Regions from separate parts of the Homo sapiens genome. Here region 1 is linked to region 2. Evidence: read pairs that join two places in POLR2A ChIA-PET (ENCODE). Cell type or tissue: A673. All regions are shown on one strand. Links, peaks and the distances in the headings refer to the core of each region. The heading gives the core; the rest is flanking DNA. Region 1 has its middle 33 kb from the start of LINC01823. Region 2 overlaps NIFK (nucleolar protein interacting with the FHA domain of MKI67).

Region 1 (8,801 bases), core at 192-8,191, 95 kb before region 2:
GCTCATCAGGGATTCTTCCATTTGCTGACCATTTGCATGTTGTAAAACCCTCTCTCCTTTTCATTATCAACTCAGTTTAACAAATGTTTAAGTAATTACTGTGTGAGGCCCTTGGAGCTGGAAACCCAGTAAAGAGAATCTGTTTAGAAAGACTGAGGTTTATGTAATTCAATTTAGAAAGAATTTCATTCATGTTTTTAATATTTTTCTAACTTTTTTTTTTTTTGAGATGGAGTCTTGCTCTATCACCCAGGCTGGAGTGGAGTGACACAATCTCAGTTCGCTGCAACCTCCACCTCCCAGATTAAAGCGATTCTCCTGCCTCAGCCTCCCGAGTAGCTGGGATTACAGGCGCCTGCCACCACACCCAGCTAATTTTTGTATTTTTAGTAGAGACAGGGTTTTACCATGTTGGTCAGGCTGGTTTCAAACTCCTGACCTCAAGTAATCCACCCACCTCGGCCTCCCAAAGTGCTAGGATTACAGGCATGAGCCACTGCGCCCAGCCAATATTTTTTTAACTTTGGTTCCTGAATGTGGTGAGCTCCTCAGCTATTCTCCCAAGGACTTGGGACCTGAGGATCCCTCTCTTCAAAGAGAATAGGGGAGACAGACATAGAGATGAAGTACTGGTAGCTTAAAAGCATCTGCATTCAAAATCTGTGCAAGTACAGAAGTAGGACAGAGAAGGGAATCATTAACTCTCATAGTCAGGTTCTGGAAGGCCAGGGATGCCTTCCTCAAAAAAAAAAAAAAAAAAAAAAAAAGGTGAACCTGAGATGGGTTTTGAAGGATGCATGGAAGTTTGCCAGATGAACTAGGATTGAAAGGCCCTTCCAAGAGAAAAGAATAAGAAGCACTAGAGAGACTGCTCAGAAGGCCATTGAAAAGAATTTTAGGCCCGGCACAGTGGCTCATGCCTGTAATCCTAGCAGTTTGGGAGGCCGAGGTGGATGGATCACTTGAGGTCAGGAGTTTGAAACCAGCCTGGCCAACATGGTGAAACCCCATCTCTACTAAAAATATAAAAAATTAGCTGGGCATGGTGGCACACGCCTGTAGTCCCAGCTACTCAGGAGGCTGAGGCAGACGACTGGCTTGAACCCGGGAGGTGGAGGTTGCAGTGAGCCGAGATCACGACACTGCACTAAAGCCTGGTGACAGAGCAAGACTCAAAAAAAAAAAAAAAAAAGGGAATTTTATACAAGTGGAGTATCCCACAGTGCTCTAGATCAGGGCTTCTCAACCTCAGCACTACTGACATTTTGTACTGTATAGTTCTTTGTTGTCAGGGCTGTCCTGTGCATTGCAGGATGTCTAGCAGCATCCTTGGCTTCTACCCTTTATATACCAATAGTATCAGCCCCCAGGTTTTATTAACCCCAAATGTCTCCAGACATTGCTGAAGTCCCCTGGGGTACAAAATCACCCCAGCTTGAGAATCACCACTCCAGGCATTATTCTTGCTATAACACTAGGATAGAAATTTAGGCAGAGGGGACACTGTGGGGAAGCAAAATTGATATTCCCCTGTCCTGTGGTCATCATATCTGTGGCTTTCCAAGCATCTCACAGCCTGGGGAGGTTCAGTGACTGCTGCTCTGGGTAATTGAATGGATCAGGGTAATTGGCAGCATCATAAATATCAAGGGCAAATACAAAGGCCACGGGACAGGCCAAGGAACCTGGACTCCAAGGCCGCAGCTCCCTCTCTGCCCACACCATCCATCAGGTGAGGAGCTGCAAAAGGCCCCCATTTCAGAAAGACAGTGATCTGGGGGAGTTGCAGGGAAATTTGGGTGCAGAGCCAGACCGAGGTTAGAGGTGCAGTTCATTTATCCCCAGCAGCTTTTTGCTCTGTGAGTAATGGCAGGAATGGCCCTGGGTAGTGCACAGTCTTCAGAAAGAGCCAAAGGGAGAAACAGCTTGTTATTTCAGTGGCTTAGCTCCATCTCTGGGATGTGGGTGGTAACTAAGGACTCATTCGCATTCCCTATCAGCGTGCAGCTCCTGCTCAGAGTCTGGGAAATACTTGTGGCTCTAGAAAAGAAGTCAGTGGCCCTGTGCTAGAAGTGGAGAGAGGGGACAGAGGCTTCAAGATGAGCCAGCTTGTGCCCCTGGGACAGAATCCTGAACCAAGCTTCGGAGCTGCCGGATTCCTGGTCCCTGTTTCCCGCGTGATTAAATCTGAAATTACTTGACACAGTTTCCAAGTTCCTGGGCCTCTCTAGCTTTGTCTCCCATCTCTACCCTTCACGCCCAAAGGTCTCCCTGCCTACAAAAAGCTACTTACGGTTCCCAGAGTGAGCCCCACAGCTGCACTTTGCTCATGCTGTTCCCTCCATTCAAATGCCCTTCCCACTTGCATCTCCACCTGCCTGGCAAACACTGCATAGCTTGAATACTCGTTCAGAGGCTGAGCCCCTCTTGGCCCCACCCTTCAGGTACAATTGTCCCCTCCCACCACTTCCTGTGCAATCTCTGCCAGCACACCATGTCTCTCCTTGTCTGTCCCTCCAACTGTCCCCTGCTCCTGCTCCTGTATATCTCGTGACCATGTCCTCCTCCTCCTCCTCCTGACTGCAGCACCCAGCACAGTCCCTAATGAAGAGCAGGTGCTCCCATGTTTGCTGAACAAATAAAATCACTCCCCATCCTCTCACCACACATCCCGGAAGGGTAATGCAGGCCTGCTGCGTCCCACCTCTACGGCTGGGTGTATGTGTGTGCCCACAGGTGCACACACCCTTGCACTCACTCCAGGACTCTCTTAACCTTTGACTTTTGCTGCATTCAGCTCTCCTACTCTCTCAGCATGACTTTCCTCTAAGCTAATAGAGGTCACTCTTTCTACTTGAAGTGTGAATGGCTAACAGTGCACATGCTCCTACCCCAGATAACCAAGGTATTGTAGTTGGACCTTGGGCACCTTTGCAAAGAGGAGGTGCCAGTGATGTGTGTGAAGTGTGGCCCTGGACTGGCACCGAGGGACAGCCAGCTGTAACATACTCTTTCCTACCCTGCTACAGGGAGTAAACAGGCTGCTTCCTGCAACAGACAGGGCTGGGACAGATGTTGGTTGCCTTGGGAAGAAAAATGCAGGTGTTTTTTCTGGGCATCTGGAGTGTGTGGGGACTAAGTCAGCAACTGACAAGTAATGAATGGTAAAGCTTCCCCTGGGAGTCCATGGAAGACCAAGTGAGGATGATGCTAAAGGCTTCCAGATCCAAGAAAACATATGGCTTGCCCTCAAGTGACTGGTGAGACTTCAGGATGCCCCAGAAGGATTCAGTGAGAAGTAGGGTTAGGTGAGGGACAATCTGCAGATGTAGCAGTTTATGCTGTTTTATTCTATTTTTTTTTTTCTAATAACCTTCTCTCTCTACCCTCATTACCAGAAGTTATTCATGAGAAATATAGGGCTCCCCAGGAGGGCTGATATCCCTATGAGGAGGTAATGAAAATATAGCAAAATGCCCCACAGTGAGGACCCCAGGACCTAGTGTCAGGGCATCCCTAACAAAGCTACAGCAGGGATTTCAAGGTGGTGCCAGGCCCACCTTTTGCATCCCATGGCTCACACCTCCATGAGATCAGGGACCCATGACAAGGACTCCCTCCTTGCCCAAACTTCAGTCGGCCTCCTCTGGCCCTCTTTTCAAGCAGGCTTTGTCCAAGCCTCATAACCGAATCCGGTTTTGGCGGAGAATCTTGCTGAGCTAGGTTATTGAAACCCTCCCCAACTTGGCCAAATGAGCTCCTCCTCCTCCACCCTTGAGACTTGATCAAAGGTCTTAGTGATCTTCCCTCCACTCCCTCACCCTGCCCATGGCCTACAAATCCCCATTTGTCCCTGCTGTATTTGGAGTTGAGTTCCATCTCCCTCCCATATTATCATAGCCTTGAAGAAAATATTCCTTGCCATTTTAACAAGCCTCAGAATAATTTCTTTTGTATATCCTGTCTGTCTTATGCAGCACTAGCACAGTGCCTGACACAGAGTCAGACATCCTGATACCTACACCGGTTTAATTAATTCACAAATGCTATGTTAGTGTCTAACAATTTTATCTGTAGTTACTTATAGATAGAATTATTTCTGCCTGGATGCCCCAGAAGGATTCAGTGAGAAGTAGGGTTAGGTGAGGGACAATCTTCAGATGCAGCAGTTTATGCTGTTTTTTTCTATTTTTTTAAATAATCAACCTTCTCTCTCTACCCTCATTACCAGAAGTTATTCATGAGAAATATAGGGCTCCCCAGGAGGGCTGATATCCCTCAAAGGTGGTAATGAAAATATAGCAAAATGCCCCACAGTGAGGCAATGAGAAGGGGAGGAAGACGGAAGCTGAGAATAGACTGAAGATGGTGGGCCAGCTGATAATAAAACGTCCTGTGGAAGGAAGTCCCATGGCATGGTCTCTTCTATCAGGGAGACTATTTCACACTTGGTGGCTTCATACATGGTCACATCTGTTCTGCTAAGGAGTACCTAATGCCCAAGGCTTCCTGGTCAGAACCAAGAACAACGCTCTGCTAACCAAAGAAGGGAAAGATATCCCAAACTGAAAAAGGGACCCATCTCTGTGCTTATATTGTGGCTACTCAGAACAACACCTTTTCTGAAATTTTGATCAGAGAACACCATCTTCTAGCACAAACACCATGAAATGCTGGGTAAATATAGTAAGCAGCCTTTTCAATCTTGACAGAGCCCTGAAAGAAGGAAATAGAACTCCCCAGGGGCCAAGAAAATCCTTGAGCTTCTGCTGTGAAACCTGGCCAGGAGGATGGATTCAGGAAGGGGCATGAGCTCGCAACTCCCGGGGGATTGGGGATTGATGCTTACAGGGAGTGGGTCTGATGAAGAACAAAAGTACAAACCAGAAAAGAAAAAATTCTCACCAACTCAGGTGGATGACAAAGAAATTTTAGCTTAGACTTGAAGTGGAAAGTAAATAAATAAAATAGTTATCTGGGAATTCATGAACACAAATCTGACTTCATATAGATTTGGGGCTCAAATTTATCCCACCCAACTTGGTCTGGAACCCCCAGGCTAAAAAAGTCACATAAAATTTGGTTCTCAGCTAAATGATGCCCCAGGGGAATTGGTAAAAGCCAACGCTCTGAAGTTGGATATATTATTGGAAGATCTAATCTTATCAACATATCTACTCTCTCCAAATGAATTCATAGATTCAATAAAGTCTCAGTCAAAATCCTAGCAAGTGTTTTTGTGAAAATTGATGTTTATTCTAAAGTGTATATGGAATGAAAAGAGTCAAAAAATAATCAAAATAGTTTTGAGAAAGAGCAAAGTTGGAGGGCTCACACTACCAGATTATCAAGACCTTCTTAAGAAAGTTGTGACATTTAAGACAGTGTTGTATTGGCGCAAGGATAGACAAACAGACTAATCAGACAAAGGAGAAACCTCCACATACAGACACCTGATTTACAGCAATAATAGTGCTGCAGTGCAAAAATAAACCTTGACCCCTACCTCACACCATACCAAAAAAAGGCAATTCCAAATGAATTGTAGATCTACACGTGAATGGTAAAACAACATTTCTATGAAATAATATAGGAGAAAACCTTTATGACTTTAGGGTAGACAAGGATTTCATAAGGCCTTACATGTGATTGTAATTCTTTTAGAAAATGCAAAAATGTGTGATAAAAAGTTGGGCACAGATTATAGCTCACACTTATAATTCCAGCACTTTGGGAGGCCAAAGTGGGAGGATCACTTGAGGCCAAGAGTTCAAGACAAGTATGAGCAACATAGCAAGACCCTGTCTCTACTAAAAATAAAAATAAAAATTAGCTGGGTATGGTAGCACCCACCTGTAGTCCTGGCTACTCAGGGAGCTGAGGCAGGAGGATCACTTGAGCCCAGGAGTCCAGGGTTGCGGTGAGTTATAATCACACCACTGCACTCCAGCTGGGTGATAGAATGAGGCCCTGCTTCAAATAAATAAAATAAATAATAAAATGTGTGATAAAATAAATATACCCAATTTCCCTACCACTCAGAAATTAAAGAAAATACTTTTGAATGTTTTTGAAAAGCGGTTGCATCTTCCATCTCCCTCACCCAAACTAACAGTGGATTATCCATCATTTTATACTGTTCTCTTGCTTCATGAGTGAGTCTTTTCTCAAAAAAAAAAAAAAGGCCTGTAGGCTTCTAGACAGCAAAAGCTGAATCAGCACTAATACAGCCATAGGGACAAGGCTGTGGGCATCTCCTGGACAGAGCTACAGGCTGATCTTCTCACTTTACAGATGGGAAAGCAGAAGCCCCCAGGGCTACTTGACTTCGCTGGTAGAGGCAGGATGGTATCCAGAACCCTGATCACAGTGCTGTTTCCAACACATGTCCTCTTGTGGGGGATGGCTAGCAATGCTGCCCCTAAAACAGTGTTCTCGGTGCCTGCTGAGGTCACTGGCTCCACTCCTTCTGTCCCCTGGGGCATCTCAATACGTCACCAAGTGGTGGTGATGTCATCCACTGACTGGGTGATGCTCCTACCTCCACCAAGACTCAACCCTCCTGACACTAAGCCCAGTGGCATCAAGCCACACGGTTCCTTGGTGGTGTTTTCCAAAGTTTAAGGACAGCCAACTATTTCTCTTATGTGAGCAGCTTCCCACTGACGGTGAGAACTGAGTGAGAAACAGAGAGCTGCCTGAGTTTTTTCATTTTGTTTACAATTATTTGAAATCCAATGCTACAGGACACTGGGACAAACATAAATTAATTTTCCTTGATTGGAAGCTGATGAATCTCTTGTTGTGTTGAAAAGGACTCTGACAGCTCTGGGCTTCAGTGAAAAGAGAGCTATTGTTTTCTTAATTGGGGACTCATAGAACTTGTAGATGCAGCCAGGGCCAGCCTGAGGGGCAGAGGTGGCCCATCTGAGAGTGGGTTGTGAGATAGACCATTTATAAAACCATGGGCGACGGATCCCAGGAGGCTGCTGAATGGAATTATTCAAGAAGCATCACCATGTGTCCATTTTCTATCTGGTAAAGAGCTTGTTTTTCAGCTTGCATCCCTGTCAGGAGTTCACCCTTCCAGCCCATTGGAAAATATAATCTTCCCCAGTGTCCGCCATGTTGAACCCTGAGCGCACCCAGGAACAGAGGCGGCAGACTCAGGCAGAGATGCAGGGCTGTAGGGGATGAAAAAGAGTGGAAGCCACACCCAGGTAAAGGAACAAGTCCCCTCCTCTGTGAAGCATCCTCTGATCACCCTCAGCTACTGCAGTTCTCCCTCTCCTGGGATCCCACTGCCCGGTGGGGAACCCCAGCATAGCCAGTAGCTCCTTATATGGGAACAGTTGGCTTGAATGTGTCCTACATGACTGAGAGCTGCTTCATCTCTGAACCCAGGGACCCAGTACAGCAGAAAGAAAACATGGGTTTGGAGTAAAACAGCTGGAGGCTTCATACCAGCTCCATCACTTCTGCTCTGCAGTGCCTGGCAAGTTACATCGCCTTGTCACACCTTGGCACCCAGTGGTAGAATGGGTTTCACACTGGCACTGCCTTGTAGGTTGAAGTAAGTTAAAGGCCAAGTGTGGTGGCTCACGCCTGTAATCTCAGCACTTTGGGAGGCTGAGGCAGGAGGATCGCTTGAGCGCAGGAGTTCAAGACCAGCCTGAGCAACACTGGGAGACCCCGTCTCTACAACAACAATGACAACAACAACAAAACACTGTATTTTAAAAGCATCTAGCACAATGTCTGGTCCATAGCAAGCACTTAGTAAATGTTAGCAATTAATAATAGATGTTATTAGGAGTTCATTAATGTTTGTTTTTGTTGCTGCTGCCGCTACCTAACAGAAGCAATTAACAGAGCGTATCTGAAGAAGCAAAACTCCACGGAAATCAATACAGAGCACACTTAAAGAAATATTTGAGCAGCCCCAACACTATCCCAAATGGGGACTTGGTGCAAATTACAAAAAAGGTTCCCACAAGACACTTCCCTACCATCTGCCAAAATTGTAACAGTCACTCTCCTGATCTACAGTGTCTGCAATTTTCAAGCACCCCCTCACCCCACCCCACCAGGTGTGCAATGTGAAGCACAGCCAGCTGTAAATGACAGGAGGAAGTTCACAGTCAGGAAGCAAGAATCAGGGCCTCAGGGAGGGAAGGTGCAAGCCGGGTGGCCTGTAGCAGACCAGAGCGGCTCAGGCCCGCAGGAACACGGCTGGTGAACTGGAACACAGAAACGAGAGGGGAGTCAAGACGGGCCTCTTAGCCCCTGTCTAGGGATCAGTCCACCTCTTTGGAGAAGAGCTTGTATTTTTCAATTTGGGTTGTAACTTTGAGAGAGTAAGAAAAAAAGGCAACATGGGTTGATCAGCCTTGTATTAAGAATTTTCTTACCAAAGTAATTCAGGAATGGAAAATCAAATACTGTGTGTGTTCTCACTTATAAGTGGGAGCTAAGCTATAAGAATACAAAAATACACAGTGATAATGAACTGTGGGGCCTGAGCGGGAGGAGGCTGGGAGGGGGGTGAGGGATAGAAGACTAAATATTGGGTACAGTGTACACTTGCTCGGGTGATGGTTGCGCCAAGATCTCAGAATTTACTACTGAAGAACTCATCCATGTAACCAAAAACCACCTGTACCCCTAAAAGTACTGAAACTAAAAAATAAACAATGAAAAATATTCTTACTGAATAGTGTATGTACTTCTTTCCTTAGAAAAATAGAAGCAGAGAATTTCTAGTTCAGCAAAATGGTGAAGTAAGCTAACACAAAACCCTT
Region 2 (8,743 bases), core at 744-8,743:
TCTCACTCTGTTGCCCAGGCTGGAGTGCAGTGGCACAGTCTTGGCTCACTGCACCCTCAGCCTCTCGGATTCAAGTGATTCTCCTGCCTCAGCCTCCTGAATAGCTGGGATTATAGGCGTGCACCACCACACCCAGCTAATTTTTGTATTTTTAGTAGAGATGGGGTTTCACCATATTGGTCAGGATGATTTTGAGCTCCCAATCTCAGGTGATCCACCTGCCTCGGCCTCCCAAAGTGTGGGGATTACAGGTGTGAGCCACTGTGCCCGGCCTAATTTTTGTATTTTTAGTAGAGACACGGTTTCACCATTTTGGCCAGGCTGGTCTCGAACTCCTGACCTCAGGTGATCCACCCACCTCGGCCTCCTGGAGTGCTGGGATTACAGGCATGAGCCACCCCTCTTGGCCTAGTTTTTCTTTTTTGAGATGGAGTCTTATTCTGTTGCCCAGGCTGGAGTGCAGTGGCGCGATCTCAGCTCACTACAACCTCTGCCTCTCAGGTTCAAGTGATTCTTCTGGCTCAGCCTCCTGAGTAGCTGGGATTACAGGTACATGTCACCATGCCCAGCTAATTTTTTGTATTTTTAGTAGAGATGGGGTTTCACCATGTTGGCCAGGCTGGTCTCAAACCCCTGACCTTGAGATCCACCCTCCTTGGCCTCCCAAAGTGAATATTTTATATTTTTAGTAGAGATGGGGTTTCACCGTGTTGACCAGGCTGGTCTTGAACTCCTCACCTCAGATGATCCACCCTCGGCCTCCCAAAGTGCTGAGATTGCAGGGGTGAGCCACCGCGCCTGGCCTTCCCCTCTCTTTTGAGTGTTGGGATTATAAATGGATTTTGAGGGATTTAAATTTTTCCCAGAATCCACCTGTTGAAGATAATTAAGCTGAGACTCAGTTGTGGAAGTGTCCAAGTTGCTTGTTACTGACACAACTGGTGCTGGAAATGAGCCTCCTGATTCCCACTGTTAAGCCATGTGACTTTTAAGTTGAAGACTTTTTTAATATCACGGAGTGTTGTTACTGAATAAATTCCAGCCATAGGAATTGTGTATTTATCATATGTAACCAAAATCCCAAGAATACCAGAAAATCAGCTGTGTGTTCAGACTCGTGCATCTTTTCTTTTTCCCATAACAGTCCCCGGAATATGTGAATTGAAGTTAGAATTAAGCGTGTCGTACGTAATATTTGATAAGGGGCTAATATACATTATTTAAAATAATGGCATTTTAGGAATTTGATGACGCATTCAAATTTAATTGTTCTACTTTTTGTGGCGGTTTCTCTGTTGCAGACTGGAAATAGCAAAGGCTATGCATTTGTGGAGTTTGAGTCTGAGGATGTTGCCAAAATAGTTGCTGAAACAATGAACAACTACCTGTTTGGTGAAAGACTCTTGGAGTGTAAGTGCTCCTGTCTTACCGCAGGGTTGCCTGGGTGCCTGCTGTTGGTGGGTGACTGTGGTGGGAAGGGCGGCTTGCCTAGCTGCTTGGACATGCCACTTCATCTCTGGGATGAGTCTTACAGAATGGTGCAAGGATTTCAGTGTATGTTGCAGGCAGATTCTAATTGGAATTTTAAAATCTAGCCTGAGAGCTGTTTTTACCCTAAATGGAACTGGACAAGTTACCTTGGGGACACATGGGAGGAGCAGCTAACCCATCCTTATGGGCTGTGAAAGGCTTCTCTAAGGAAGTATAGTTGACATTGAAACCTGAAGACTAAACAGGAGTGAGCCAGGTGAAGGGGACAGGAGTGAAGACAGACCATTCCTGGCTGAGGGACAGTGAATGCCAAACCAATGATGCCTAACCATTCAGCTGTGAGAGAATGTGAGGAAAAGTAGCAAGAGATGAAGGAGCAAGAAGAGGCTTCAGGTCAGGTTACTGAAGGCCTTCTAAGTCAGCGAGTTCCGAATTTATCCTGAGGGCAGTGGGGATAGCATCAAAGGTCAGGAATCGCGTTGCAAAATCTGTCTAAATGGCAATGGCTGTAGCTCTTCCACACGAGAGAAGCCAGAGGGAGTGGAGGAGTGACGCACCAGATGAGTAATTTATCCTGCAGAAAGAAGCCAGTGAAGCCCCCTACCCTGCAGTCCATAGGGTGCAGAGAGCATCCCTGTCCAGATCCTGCTGCCCTTGGGAGGCAAAGCGAAGTTTCTGGCTTCCCTGTGCCCATGGTGGCATGTGGCCGTCTTAGGTACCCAAGTTCACAGCTGACAAGGCTGCCCAGGTCTTGTCTCTCTATTCACTTCGCATTGCTGTGAGAGAAGCTGGGATTACAGGTGTGAGCCACTGTACCCAGCCATATCATTTTGTTGTGTGAGGAATGGCACTGCGGAGATTCTAAAGTTAACATTAAAATACCTTTATGTTTTTTTCTTTTTGAAAATAGGTCATTTTATGCCACCTGAAAAAGTACATAAAGAACTCTTTAAAGACTGGAATATTCCATTTAAGCAGCCATCATATCCATCAGTGAAACGGTATAATCGGAATCGGACACTAACACAAAAGCTACGGATGGAGGAGCGATTTAAAAAGAAAGAAAGATTACTCAGGAAGAAATTAGCTAAAAAAGGAATTGACTATGATTTTCCTTCTTTGGTAAATATTCGTGAAATCTTTTTTGTGGTTTGTTGTGGGGAGGGGAGGGGGCAGCTTTGTACCTTGTAAAGTACCTAGCCTAGCACTTACCACAATCTTGACTCACTGCAACTTCCACATCCTGGGTTCAAGCAATTCTCCTGCCTCTAGCCTCCCAAGTAGTTGGGATTACAGGTGCACACCACCACGTCTGGCTAATTTTTGTATTTTTAGTAGAGACGGGGTTTCTCCACGTTGGCCAGGCTGGTCTCGAACTCCTGACCTCAGGTGATTCACCCACCTCAGCGTCCCAAAGTGTTGGAATAATAGGCATGAGCCACGTGCCCAGCCAGTTTTTTGACTAAACTTTTTTTTCTTTTTTGAGATGGAGTTTCACCCTTGTTGCCCAGGCTGGAGTGCGATGGTGTGATCTTGGCTCACCGCAACCTCCGCCTCCGGGGTTCAAGCGATTCTTCTGCCTCAGCCTCCCGAGTAGCTGGCATTACAGGCATGCGCCACCACCCCGGCTAATTTTGTATTTTTAGTAGAGACGGGGTTTCTCCTTGTTGGTCAGGCTGGTCTTGAACTCCTGACCTCAGGTGATCCGCCCGCCTCGGCCTCCCAAAGTGCTAGGATTACAGGCGTGAGCCACTGCACCCATCCTTTTTTGTTTTGTTTTGTTTTGTTTTGTTTTTTGAGACAGAGTCTTGCTGTGTTGCCCAGGCAGGCTGGAGTGCAGTGGCACAATCTCAGTTCATTGCAACCTCCACCTCCCAGGTTCAAGCAATTCTCCTGCCTCACCCTCATGAGTAGCTGAGATTACAGGTGCGTGCCACCATACCCGGCTAATTTTTTGTATTTTTAGTAGAAATGGGGTTTCACCATGTTGGTCAGTCTGGTCTCGAACTCTTGACCTCAGGTGATCCATCCACCTCAGCCTCCAAAAGTGCTGGGATTACAGGTGTGAGCCACCATGACTGGCCTGACTAAACTTTTGAAACATTCCATTGTAGGTTCTTCCTAAAACATTATGAGACCAGATTCTGTTATTTCTATTATACAGAAGAGGAAGCTTCTTTTAAGGAGATAATCTGATTTGTTTAACTTACATGTTCTGTTTTAAGTTACTGAAGTAAACCCACTATTTAACTAAAGACTGTAATACTCTTAGATTGCCATTTATTAGCCAGTTGAGGTAGTGTGTGCCTGTAGTCCTTGCTACTCAGGAGGCTGAGGCAACAGGATCTCCTGAGCCTAGGATTTCAAGTTTGCAGTGAACTGTGATTGTACCATTGCACTCCAGCCTCAGCAACAGAGCAAGACCGTATCGCTAAAAAAGAAAAAGATTGTCATTCAGAGGTGACACTGCCAGAATTAAGTCTTTGGTTTACTGTATGCTATAAGTAGATACCAAAACACTGACCCTTTCCTCCATCTGTCACAGTGAGGAGAGCTATGTCTTTTATTATAGATCAAGAATGAAGCTTATTATGGTATGGCTAGTATAGGTAAAGGTCTCATTCTTTTCTTTTTTTTTTTTTTTTTTGAGATGGAGTCTCCCTCTGTTGCCCAGGCTGGAGTGCAGTGGCACTATCTCAGCTCACTGCAACCTCCGCCTCCCAGGTTCAAGCGATTCTCCTGCCTCAGCCCCCACGAGTAGCTGGGACTACAGGCACACACCACCACACCCAGCTAATTTTTTGTATTTTTTTTAGTAGAGATAGGGTTTCATCACCATGTTAGCCAGGCTGGTCTCGAACTCCTGACCTCATGATCCACCCACCTTGGCCTCCCCAAGTGCTGGGATTGTAGGCGTGAGCCACTGCGCCCAGCCAATTTACTAGGTTTTTAACCTTATCCAGAAACTAGATGACCGTGTTACCCTCCTTTGCCTCAATTCTCGGTGGTTAATTTTTTGCCCAAATCCCAAATACTGTCTTTAATAGTATTAGAATATTTCGCCAAGGCCTTAGGCCCTGGTACTCTTGTGAACCATTTGGGAACTGAGACAGTGAAACTTGAAAAGAGGCATGTGAGCACTGCTTTTCCTGTACCCTGTTTGTGACTTAGGAGATGGGGGTGGCCTGCCTTTGCACATTCTTCCTGCTTCCACCCTCCTGAATTCAGGATTCTGTGAATCAGTGAGCTCCAGGTTTTGGCCTTCCCTTCAACCTCTGCAGCTCTGTCAATTCCTCTACTGGGTTTTTCCTAGTTTTGCCCTTTACTTGAGATAATTCACTGTATTTATGAGTTTTGATTTTTTAAAATGAAATGCTCTTGTCATTTAGGGAGGATTTACTGATAATATATATGAGGATCTAATGCTAAGTTTAGAAAGAAAAGATATGAGTGTCAATTTCTAACTTCTTTATTAAAGATTTTACAGAAAACGGAAAGTATTTCAAAAACTAATCGTCAGACGTCTACAAAAGGCCAGGTAAAATTTTTTTTATCATTTTACATGCAAGATATTAGAGAAGGATAAGTAGGAAAACATATTCAAGACTACTGTAGCTGATCAATATTCAAATTGATGTGTTTTAAAATTTATTTTAAGGTTTTACGTAAGAAGAAGAAAAAAGTTTCAGGTACTCTTGACACTCCTGAGAAGACTGTGGATAGCCAGGTAAAATGGTTTTCAATACTCCAGACACCAGATATTATAGAAATAATTTGAAGGAGGAGAAGCAGTTTCTGCTACTCTCATTTTAAGATTTCAAATTAAATATTGTGACATTTGGTAGATCTTTATTGTTGATTTAGCAATTTTCTGCCTAAAACCTTATAATGGAACATGCTATATTTGTTAATTGTGAATTTCTGTACCAAGTTTGATAAGCATCTAAGTTCTTTATTCTTTGCAATAGTATCACCAAAAGATGGTAACAGAGCTAAAATAATGGGGCACAACTTGTAAAAATAGAGGAGAGATGATATTTTTGGGTAAAGTCATAATCATGTTTTACATTTATGTATTATAATCTTTACTTGTTGAATCCAGGGCCCCACACCAGTTTGTACACCAACATTTTTGGAGAGGCGAAAATCTCAAGTGGCTGAACTGAATGATGATGATAAAGATGATGAAATAGTTTTCAAACAGCCCATATCCTGTGTAAAAGAAGAAATACAAGAGACTCAAACACCTACACATTCACGGAAAAAAAGACGAAGAAGCAGCAATCAGTGATTTTCAATGTATTATATTTCTTTTGAAAAATATAATATTTTTATGAGAGTGGACTTTGTATTTCACTAGGTACAATGGAATACAACCTTTGACAAGATTTTCAGAGGAAAAATACACTGTTTGGTCAAGTTAAGGAAAGCAGTGTGTAATTTTGGATTGCCTGCCCTTGGCTGAAATACAGGGGTGCATACCATCTTGCAGTGGCTTGGCTGACATTGCCTCTTTGTCCTGGCCTCTAGTTTTCTTTTGATATTTCATAGCTCTCCTTAGTTTACTCTGCCTGGATAGAAAGTTGACCACTAACTGCAGGTTTAAGTACTAAACTGCAGCCTTTTCTGTCGCCAGCAATTAAAGACCACCAATCTTGTTTGTCCATCTACATGGTTTGTCGGGGACATTTAACTCATGGAGGTGCTTTAGATTTCAACATCAGATGGTTGAAGCTGGAAGTTTAATTATATGTAGAGTGAGAAGGCAGTTCCAGTTTTAGCACAGATTTGTTTATGTGTTCAGATTTTAATAGAGATTCAAAAATGACTCATTTTTACCAATAATGTTAAATTAGTTTTGGTTGTGCTAGCATGAATTAATAACCACCATTTTATACCAGTATCATCAGTGAAGAATTGTATTTCAAGATTCAAACAATAACCAGCAATTAAACTTTTTTCTACAATGTATTTGTTTGCGAGTAGGACTTGGGAGTCATTGGGAAAAAAAAATAATAAATTTTCCCCTTCATTAACGAATTCAGACTCATTAAAAACATTGCCATCAGATGTAGTAGCTTGTGCCTGTAATCCCAGCACTTTGGGAGGCTGAGGCAGGAGGATCACTTAAGGCTAGGAGTTGGAGACCAGCCTGGGCAACATGATGAGAGCCTCTTTCTACAAAAAAATTTTAAAAATGAAGCCAGGCACGGTAGCTTGCTTCTGTAATCCCAGTATTTTGGGAGGCCGAGGCGGGTGGATCATGAGGTCAAGATATCAAGACCATCCTGGCCAACATGGTGAAACCCCATCTCTACTAAAAATACAAAAATTAAATGGGCGTGGTGGCAGGTACCTGTAGTCCCAGCTGCTTGGGAGGCTGAGGCAGGAGAATCGCGTGAACCCGGGAGGCGGAGGTTGCAGTGGGCCAAGATCACGCCACTGCACTCCAGCCTGGTGACAGAGGAGACTCTGTCTCAAAAAAAAAAAAAAAAATGAGGTGGGCATGGTGACACATGCCTATAGTCCCACCTACTTAGGATACTGAGGCAAAAGGATCACTGAACCTAGGAGTTTGAGGCTACAGTGACCTATGGTTGCACCATTGCACTCCAGCCAGAGCGACAAAGCAAGACCCTGTCTCTTAAAAAAAAAAAAGCTGGGTGTGGTGTCTCACGCCTGTAATCCCGGCCTGACCAACATGGAGAAACCCCGTCTCTACTAAAAATACAAAATTAGCCGGCCGTGGTGGCGCATGCCTATAATCCCAGCTACTCAGGAGGTGGAGGCAGGAGAATTAGTTGAACCCAGGAGGTGGAAGTTGCAGTGAGCCAAGATCGCACCATTGCACTCCAGGCTGGGCAACAAGAGCGAAACTCCGTCTCAAAAAACAAACCAAAAAAAATTCATTATCACTCTCTTAAAAAAGATTTTTTTTTAATTCATTGCCACTAAGCATTCTTTCATCTAGCATTTCTTAAGTCTTTAATACGATACAGGGCTAGGTGTTCTGATGCAAAATAGAGTTGGTTTTAAGTACATGCAAAAAGCAGATTAGATCTCTAGAATGGTTCCTGGCACATAGAAGATTTAGTATGTATTTGTTAAATAATGCCCTATTTGAACCATCTCTGAGCTTCGTGGATCTGGACATCTGGTTTCCCCTGGGAAAGCGTCAGACAAGGTTCTCCATGTGAAGACATAAGTCTGTTGTGTTTGATCTTAAGGGGCATGTGCATTCAAACACATACATGTACATGGCAAGATGAACTGAGTATTTCTCCCTTCCTGAACAGCCACCTGCCACCCCCCTTATTTGTTTGTTTAGAGACGGAGTCTCACTCAGTGTTACCCAGGCTAGACTGCAGTTGCACAATCTCTGCTCACTGCAAGCTCTACCTCCCTGGTTCAAGTGATTCTCCTGCCTCGGTCTCCCGAGTACTTGGGATTACAGGCATGCACCACCACGCCCAACTGATTTTTGTATTATTAGAGACAGGATTTCACCATGTTGGCCAGGCTGGTCTCGAACTCCTGACCTCAAGTGATCCACCCGCCTCGGCCTCCCAAAGTGCTGGGATTACAGGCATGAGCCACCACCCCCAGCCAGCTATAGACATTTTTTGTAAAAAAAACTTTTTTTTAATGGAAAAGTATATATCAAAATTAATTCAGTTATCTAATTAGGTTTTTCCCTGTTTCTTTTTTGTTTTTTTCATTGAAACGGGTCTTGCTATGTTGCCCACAGTGTTCTTGAATTCCTGGGGTCAAACGATCCTCTTGCCTCAGCCTCCTAAAGTGCTGGGATTACTAGCATGAGCCACCAGGCCAGCCATTTTTCGCTTTCTTAATTTTTAAAAATTAATGAGGTTTTTGTTGCTATTATATATAATCAGACAAAAAGCTATAAAGGAAAAAAAGAATTAGTCCACAGACAAGTTTTGGTTGGAGTCCGACATTTCACAAGCTGTGTATTGGCCATAAGATGGAGTGTCGAGTGAATAGATGCCACAGAAATGGCCTTTGAATGGCGAATGAATGAAGTTGACACAAGTTCAGAACGGGTTTTTCCATTACTATCGTTTGGAATACAGTGTGGCCAAAGCCAAGGCAACTGGTCACTGTGACTGGAAATTGTAGCCCTGGCTGATTGTGGTATGAGACTGCTAATATGAATTCTAAAATCTCACTTTAATGCAGCAAAGCCTATTTCTTGAAGTGGTTGGGGAGAAAGTACAGCACATGAAAATGA

What was found. ChIA-PET counts read pairs that join two places held together with the same protein. Peaks named below come from ENCODE experiments on the same cell type or tissue, not always from the same donor. Only the 100,000 strongest peaks of a DNase experiment are listed, where the experiment ranks them.
Region 1: POLR2A ChIA-PET joins it to region 2 with 8 read pairs; 5 of 35 experiments call an interaction of 5 or more read pairs at or near these places.

The regions. Positions count from the first base shown.
Region 1 is chr2:121,819,376-121,828,176 of GRCh38, reverse strand. No RefSeq gene overlaps it. Among named protein-coding and RNA genes, the nearest start is that of LINC01823, 33 kb to the right of the region's middle. In A673, for the core only: no CTCF peak of the experiment used is centred there; a DNase peak (open chromatin) is centred at 4,776.
Region 2 is chr2:121,724,763-121,733,505 of GRCh38, reverse strand. It overlaps NIFK (nucleolar protein interacting with the FHA domain of MKI67), which reads left to right. Exons shown (of 7, transcript NM_032390.5): 3 at 1,302-1,410; 4 at 2,402-2,613; 5 at 4,970-5,029; 6 at 5,150-5,218; 7 at 5,594-6,561. The coding sequence ends at 5,782. It overlaps NIFK-AS1 (NIFK antisense RNA 1), which reads right to left. Exons shown (of 4, transcript NR_037857.1): 4 at 4,946-5,703. Among named protein-coding and RNA genes, the nearest start is that of NIFK, 7.7 kb to the left of the region's middle. In A673, for the core only: no CTCF peak of the experiment used is centred there; no DNase peak of the experiment used is centred there.